2 separate regions of the Homo sapiens genome follow, and region 2 is linked to region 1. Evidence: chromatin loops called from intact Hi-C (ENCODE). Cell type or tissue: adrenal gland. All regions are shown on one strand. Links, peaks and the distances in the headings refer to the core of each region. The heading gives the core; the rest is flanking DNA. Region 1 holds the start of CFAP69 (cilia and flagella associated protein 69). Region 2 has its middle 25 kb from the start of CLDN12.

Region 1 (2,914 bases), core at 221-2,720:
CTTTCCATTATAGTCTTGACCCTTCTTGTATTATTATTCAGTCTACAATGGATAGGCAACAACATGTCAACTGAAAAATCATAAGATCTATAAATTTAGAAAGGAGACTTTGTTTCTTATAATGAGTTACAACCTGCAGGCTGGCCATTCTGCAGGCTGGGAAGCCCAGGCTCCCACAGAGACAGTCAACAGGCACTTTGAAGGAGGTGGGGTTGGAGCAGAAGCTTTATGCTGAATGAGTTGGCTAAACAGACATATTCAACAGATTGTAAGAAGAGCTGTGAATCTTCACTAAGAGGGGTGCTGAATAAACATGCATGTGACATGCATCCCATGCTCACTGTGGAGTGGAAACTTAACATTTAAATGCATTACAGTCCCTATACATCAAAAGGAGAAGCAGAGACATGAATGTACTAGTGCTCAGTCTCTGTAAACCTGCCAGAACCAGTCCATAGTGGGTGGTCTTTTATCAGGGGAAAGTTACTGAATCGGTCCCTTGTCCAATCAAACCTGCAGTTATGACTTGTGGAACAGGAGGGTCTTGTTAGTCAACATCTGGCCATGGATGAGCTGCAATTATTTCAATATTGCTTATGTCGAGGGCAGTTCTTATTTAACAGCTAGAGAAAAATAAAAACATTGCAGCAGTTAAAACAAAGGTTATTCTTTAAGTGTAGGTGTGAGTGACTTAACTCTTGCCTGGCATGGCCTTAGGTCTTGCTTATAATTTGTTATTGCCACAGAGTCCATTCTGTTAGCCTTCTGATCTCCATTTTAACATTAATGCTGGTCAGTTGTTGAGTCTAAGCCCTCAAAGGGAGGGGGAGCCGAGCTTGGTGGCATGTGCACCTGTACTCCCAGCTATTCCCGAGGCTGAAGCGGGAGGATCGTTTGAGCCAGAGGTTGGAGGTTGCAGAGCTACGATCCTGCCACTGCACTCCAGCCTGGGGGACACAGTGAGACCCTGTCTCAAAAAACCAGGGGTGAGGGGGACGTGAAAAGGGAGGAGGTAGGGGGGTATAGCGAGGCGTGTCCGTCCTTCCGTCCCGTCAGGGCGAGGAATTCAGCTTTTAAGGTTTATCGGGGGTCCTCTTGGCCAAAAGGGGGTCCGTTCAGTCGGTTGTGGGGCTTAGGATTTAATTTTTAGTTCTCAAACAGTAATAAAGATAATGATAATCTTGACCATACGGGATGCTGTGCCAAGCACCACTTAACAAACACTGTCATCTCATTCAATCCTCACAACAGTCCTATTTTACAGATGAGAAAAGTGAGACTTCAAGGGATAACTCGCTCTAGATTCAATAAACTGACTCAAAAGCCTTTTAACATTCTGTACAATACCTTTTATGTTTGTTTATTTAACTGTCCAGTTGGGCCACTAAAGTACAGATAAAAGCTGGGGAATGTAAGCGAGACTGGTCACTTCCCTGGGGTGAGAGAAACGCTTTCAACACTATCCGTCCATCGTATCACGCCTAACGTATCCCATAGACATCCCTCACCCCTCCACCCACTCATGCCTGTTTGAAGCAAGACTATGAAGACCGAAACACACCGGGAGCCTAAGGCACCACTCCCCGCTACCTACCGAGGTGCATCCTGCAGGCTCCTTACCGCAAGCCTGCAAACTCGCCCTGCCGGGCGCGGAGTGCAATTAGGCTTTGGGGTGGTTTGGCTCTCCGGCTTTCCGTAGCCTCTGGCCCCGCCCCCTAGCAACGCGCTGGCTTGTGTTAACAACCGGCCCGGGATCAGAGGTCTGGGTCAACTGGGGGGCGGCAGCGGCGCTAAGCGGACTGTATGGCGGTGGCCTAGGCCCCTGGCGGAATTTTGGGACCTTTCGCGACTCTAGCGACTCTCAGGCTGCCTTCCCTTCTCGGTGGCGGGGCCTCTTTGGGCCCAGCGGCTGCGGGCGCACTGTAGGACAGGAAGATCCCCCCACTCTCCACCCCGCCGCCACCGGCCATGTGGACAGAGGAAGCCGGGGCGACCGCCGAGGCCCAGGAATCCGGCATCAGGAACAAGTCTAGCAGTTCCAGTCAAATCCCGGTGGTTGGGGTGGTGACGGAGGACGATGAGGCGCAGGTATGAGCAGGTGTCTGTGCTTTCAGAGGTGGAGGGGGTGGGAGTGAAGTCTCGAGACGGGGTCCAGACCTGGGGGTGGCAAGGGTGGAACTGGGGACAGGAGTGAAGATGGGGGAAGCCGCGGGATGGAGATTCCAAGCGCAGAGCTAATCCTGATCCCCCACCCCCTGCGAACTGCACCGGTTGCGAGGGGCTGGCTGTTGTCAACCATCCTGTCTGGGGACCAGCGCTGTGTGGTCCTCCTGGAGGGTCCTAGCAAACTGAGTAGGCGGGGTTTTGCCGCGCTTCTTCGAAAAGTGGTCATAGAGCTACAGGGAGGAAAGGAATCATTCTTAGCAAAATCTTGATTTGATGACCTGATCAGTTTGAACTGAACTTTTTAATACGTAGATCCCTGTTACCGAGTGATGTTCTTGATATAGATGTAAATTTTCCCATGCTTAAATTTGCTGCGACTAAAGCCTGCACCCAGAGGGGAGGAAAACGCTGTTAAATTAGAAATTAAGCATTTTTAAAATATGAAATTGGAAGCTGGTTGTTACACGTTGGGTCGGAGAGAACCGGGAGAGAATAGAGTTGATTTGTTTTATTATGCTTGTACTGTATTTGGTTTTGGGTTTGCTTTTGTTATGAATACAAAATTCACTCTTGGAAGTTGATCTGTTGAGAAATTCCATTTGAGGCCCTTGGATCTCTATTCGAGGCGGAGGTGTTTAGAAACCCCAAGTTGTTTGTTTCCTACTAGGATTCCATTGATCCCCCAGAGAGCCCTGATCGTGCCTTAAAAGCCGCGAATTCCTGGAGGAACCCTGTCCTGCCTCACACT
Region 2 (2,914 bases), core at 102-2,601, 180 kb after region 1:
TCTACTAAAAATACAAAAAAAAATTAGCCGGGCGTGGTGGCGGGCGCCTGTAGTCCCAGCTACTCAGGAGGCTGAGGCAGGAGAATGACGTGAACCTGGGAGGCGGAGCTTGCAGTGAGCGAGATCGCGCCACTGCACTCCAGCCTGGGTGACAGAGCAAGACTCCATCTCAAAAAAAAAAAAAAAAAAAAAGATTATTATTTTATGGCCAAATACTTATTTAGCCCTACGTCTACATGCAATTCTTATATTTGGAACTTCTTAATCAGAAACTAAATGTGGATTTGGTTTGAATGCTTGTTTTAATGATTAGTTTATTATGAGTACAGGAACAAATAAGTGATATCTGTTTCCTCATCTGTTTGTGATGATTTATTTTACATTAGCATAAAGTATGCAGCTCTATGTGAGAGCATCAGGAAGCATCTGTGATGATATGGATTTTGATAAGCTAAATGTTATCTAGGGCCTTAGGTTTTCTCATGTTTTCACATTTCTCAGTAGTAAGGTCACACTGAGTTGTGTCATATTTAGCTTAAGGGACACCAGAGTGAACATAAGAGCCCAGGCTAAAGCCACCTCTTCCTAGTGCACTGTCACCCACCCTGTCCCTTTTCCTGGGCATCTGTCTTATATTTTATTCACCGTGGGCCTCGTTCTTGTTTAAAACCCAAAGAATCTTTAAAACGATTCAGCAATAGTACTTGAGGGGGTCACTCCACGCAGAGATATTTTACAGTTTAAAATGCCACTCCTATAGGGTTGGCTGAAGCCAAAGGTTTTTTAAAACTATATAGAAAAATAAAAAATAAATGCCACTTCTAAAGATTGGAAACTTTAACCTCCCCACAATGAATCTTCAGTGGTGAGATTTCAGGTGACAAACATGTTAGAGGTGAGATTCTCTGAAGCCTGAGTTCCCCCGAAAGCCCCCAGATCACACCATATGAACCTACCCAATTTTAGCGTTTTTAAGAGACTAAAGCCTCATGAAAGCATATGAAAACTCACTGAGATTTCTTTAGATATCTAAAAGGCATTTTGAAGATCATTTTGTTATGTGGCAAACTGTCCTTGTTTTAGAGTTGTGCTGGGTGGCATGTATAAGAACTACTTATTTTAAAGTGAAGGACTACATAACAAAAGTATTCCCAATTTGATTTATACACCTGGCTATAGCTTTATTTCTGTGGAACAATCATGACATCTAGTGGCTAACCTAAGTAATGCCAAGAAATGGTTTCATACGCTATTTTCCTTAGCTAAATCCACTTAAATGAGAACTTGCTATTCAAATACTGTAATAAATATCCTTGTACATTTTATATACTTAACTATATGAGATAAAGATGGAGAAGTAGAATTTCTGAGTGAAAGGATATGTGTACTTAGAATGCTGATGTTGCCAATTCACCCTCCCAAGAAGTTTGTACCAATTCGAACTTCCATATTTCTTCTCATCATCCCAACAATGAGTATTATCAAATATGTTAATTTTTGTTTTAGTCTTTATTTTTTATTTTTTATTTTTTTTGGAGACGGAGTCTCGCTCTGTCACCCAGGCTGGAGTGCAATGGTGCGATCTCGGCTCACTGCAAGCTCCGCTTCCCGGGTTCACGCCATTCTCCTGCCTTAGCCTCCCAAGTAGCTGGGACTACAGGCACCCGCCACCATGCCCAGCTAATTTTTTTGTATTTTTAGTAGAAACGGGGTTTCACCGTGTTCGGCAGGATGGTCTCGAACTCCTGACCTTGTGATTCGCCCGTCTCGGCCTCCCAAAGTGCTGGGATTACAGGCGTGAGCCACCGCGCTTGGCCAGTCTTTATTTCTTAATGAATGAGAGAGCTTATCTTTTTATGGCTCCCCCACCCCCCGCCTCTGCCCCACCATTTTTCTCCTTTCTTTCTTTGTTTTTTATTTTCTTTGGCCATTGGTATTTATTTATCAGTGAAGCGCCAACATACATATTCATCCCATTTTTTAAAGATTTACTGGTTCATAAGCATCTTGTTTGTAAAAGGTTTTTGCATATTGAAGAAATGTACTGTCATTTGCATTGAAAATATTTTTCTTAGTTTGCTTTGTGACTATTTTTTGCTTTGTAAAGTTTTTAATGTTTATATAGTCAGGTATATCAGGATTTTCCTTTTTTGTTGTTGTTGAGACAGAGCCTCACTCAGCTGTCCAGGCTGGAGTACAGTGGCATGATAATAGCTTACTGCAGCCTCAATCTCCCAGGCTTAATCAAACCTCCCACCCCAGCCTCCCAAGTAGCTGGGACTACAGGCGTGTGCCACCACACCCTGCTATTTTTTTTCTATTTTTAGTAGAGATAAGATCTCACTATGATATCCAGGCTGGTCTCGAATTCCTGGGTGCAAGTAATCCTCCTGCCTCCAAATTGCTGGAATTACAGGTGTGAGCTACTGTGTCCACTACTAGTATTTTCCTTTATAGTTTTAGTTTCATGTCATATTTAAAATGTCCATCTCCTCTGATATGGTTTGACTGTGTCCTCACCCAAAACTCACCTTGAATTGTCATCTCCACATGTCTGGGACAGAACCAGATGGAGATAACTGAATCATGGGGGTGGTTTCTCCCATACTGTTCTCATGGTAGTGAATAAGTCTCATGAAATCTGATGGTTTTATAAATGGAAGTTCCCCTGCACAAGCTGTCTTGCCTGCTGCCATGTAAGACGTGACTTTGCTCTTCCTTCACCTTCTGCCATGATTGTGAGGCCTCCCCAGCCATGTGAACTGTGAGTCCATTAAACTTCTTTCCTTTATAAATTACCCAGTCTTGAGTATGTCTTTATTAGTAGCATGAGAAGGGACTAATACATCCTCTCCCAGAGGACAAAAATTAAAAATATTGTATGTTTATTTATGTAACATAATCATGTATGTTA

Evidence for each region. Hi-C counts contacts between places; a loop is a spot of excess contacts. Peaks named below come from ENCODE experiments on the same cell type or tissue, not always from the same donor. Only the 100,000 strongest peaks of a DNase experiment are listed, where the experiment ranks them.
Region 2: a loop joins it to region 1, with 2.7 times the contacts of the local background. A loop is called at or near these places in 7 of 110 quality-filtered maps.

Annotation. Positions count from the first base shown.
Region 1 is chr7:90,243,457-90,246,370 of GRCh38, forward strand. It overlaps CFAP69 (cilia and flagella associated protein 69), which reads left to right and starts at 1,718. Exons shown (of 23, transcript NM_001039706.3): 1 at 1,718-2,088. The coding sequence starts at 1,969. It overlaps LOC107986819 (a long non-coding RNA gene), which reads right to left and starts at 1,675. Exons shown (of 2, transcript XR_007060423.1): 1 at 1,621-1,675; 2 at 1-623. RefSeq lists an enhancer at 2,583-2,914. In adrenal gland, for the core only: a CTCF peak has its summit at 1,629; a DNase peak (open chromatin) is centred at 1,645; H3K4me3 peaks cover 1,752 bases; H3K27ac peaks cover 810 bases.
Region 2 is chr7:90,426,750-90,429,663 of GRCh38, forward strand. No RefSeq gene overlaps it. Among named protein-coding and RNA genes, the nearest start is that of CLDN12, 25 kb to the left of the region's middle. In adrenal gland, for the core only: a CTCF peak has its summit at 1,207 (motif pointing left); no DNase peak of the experiment used is centred there.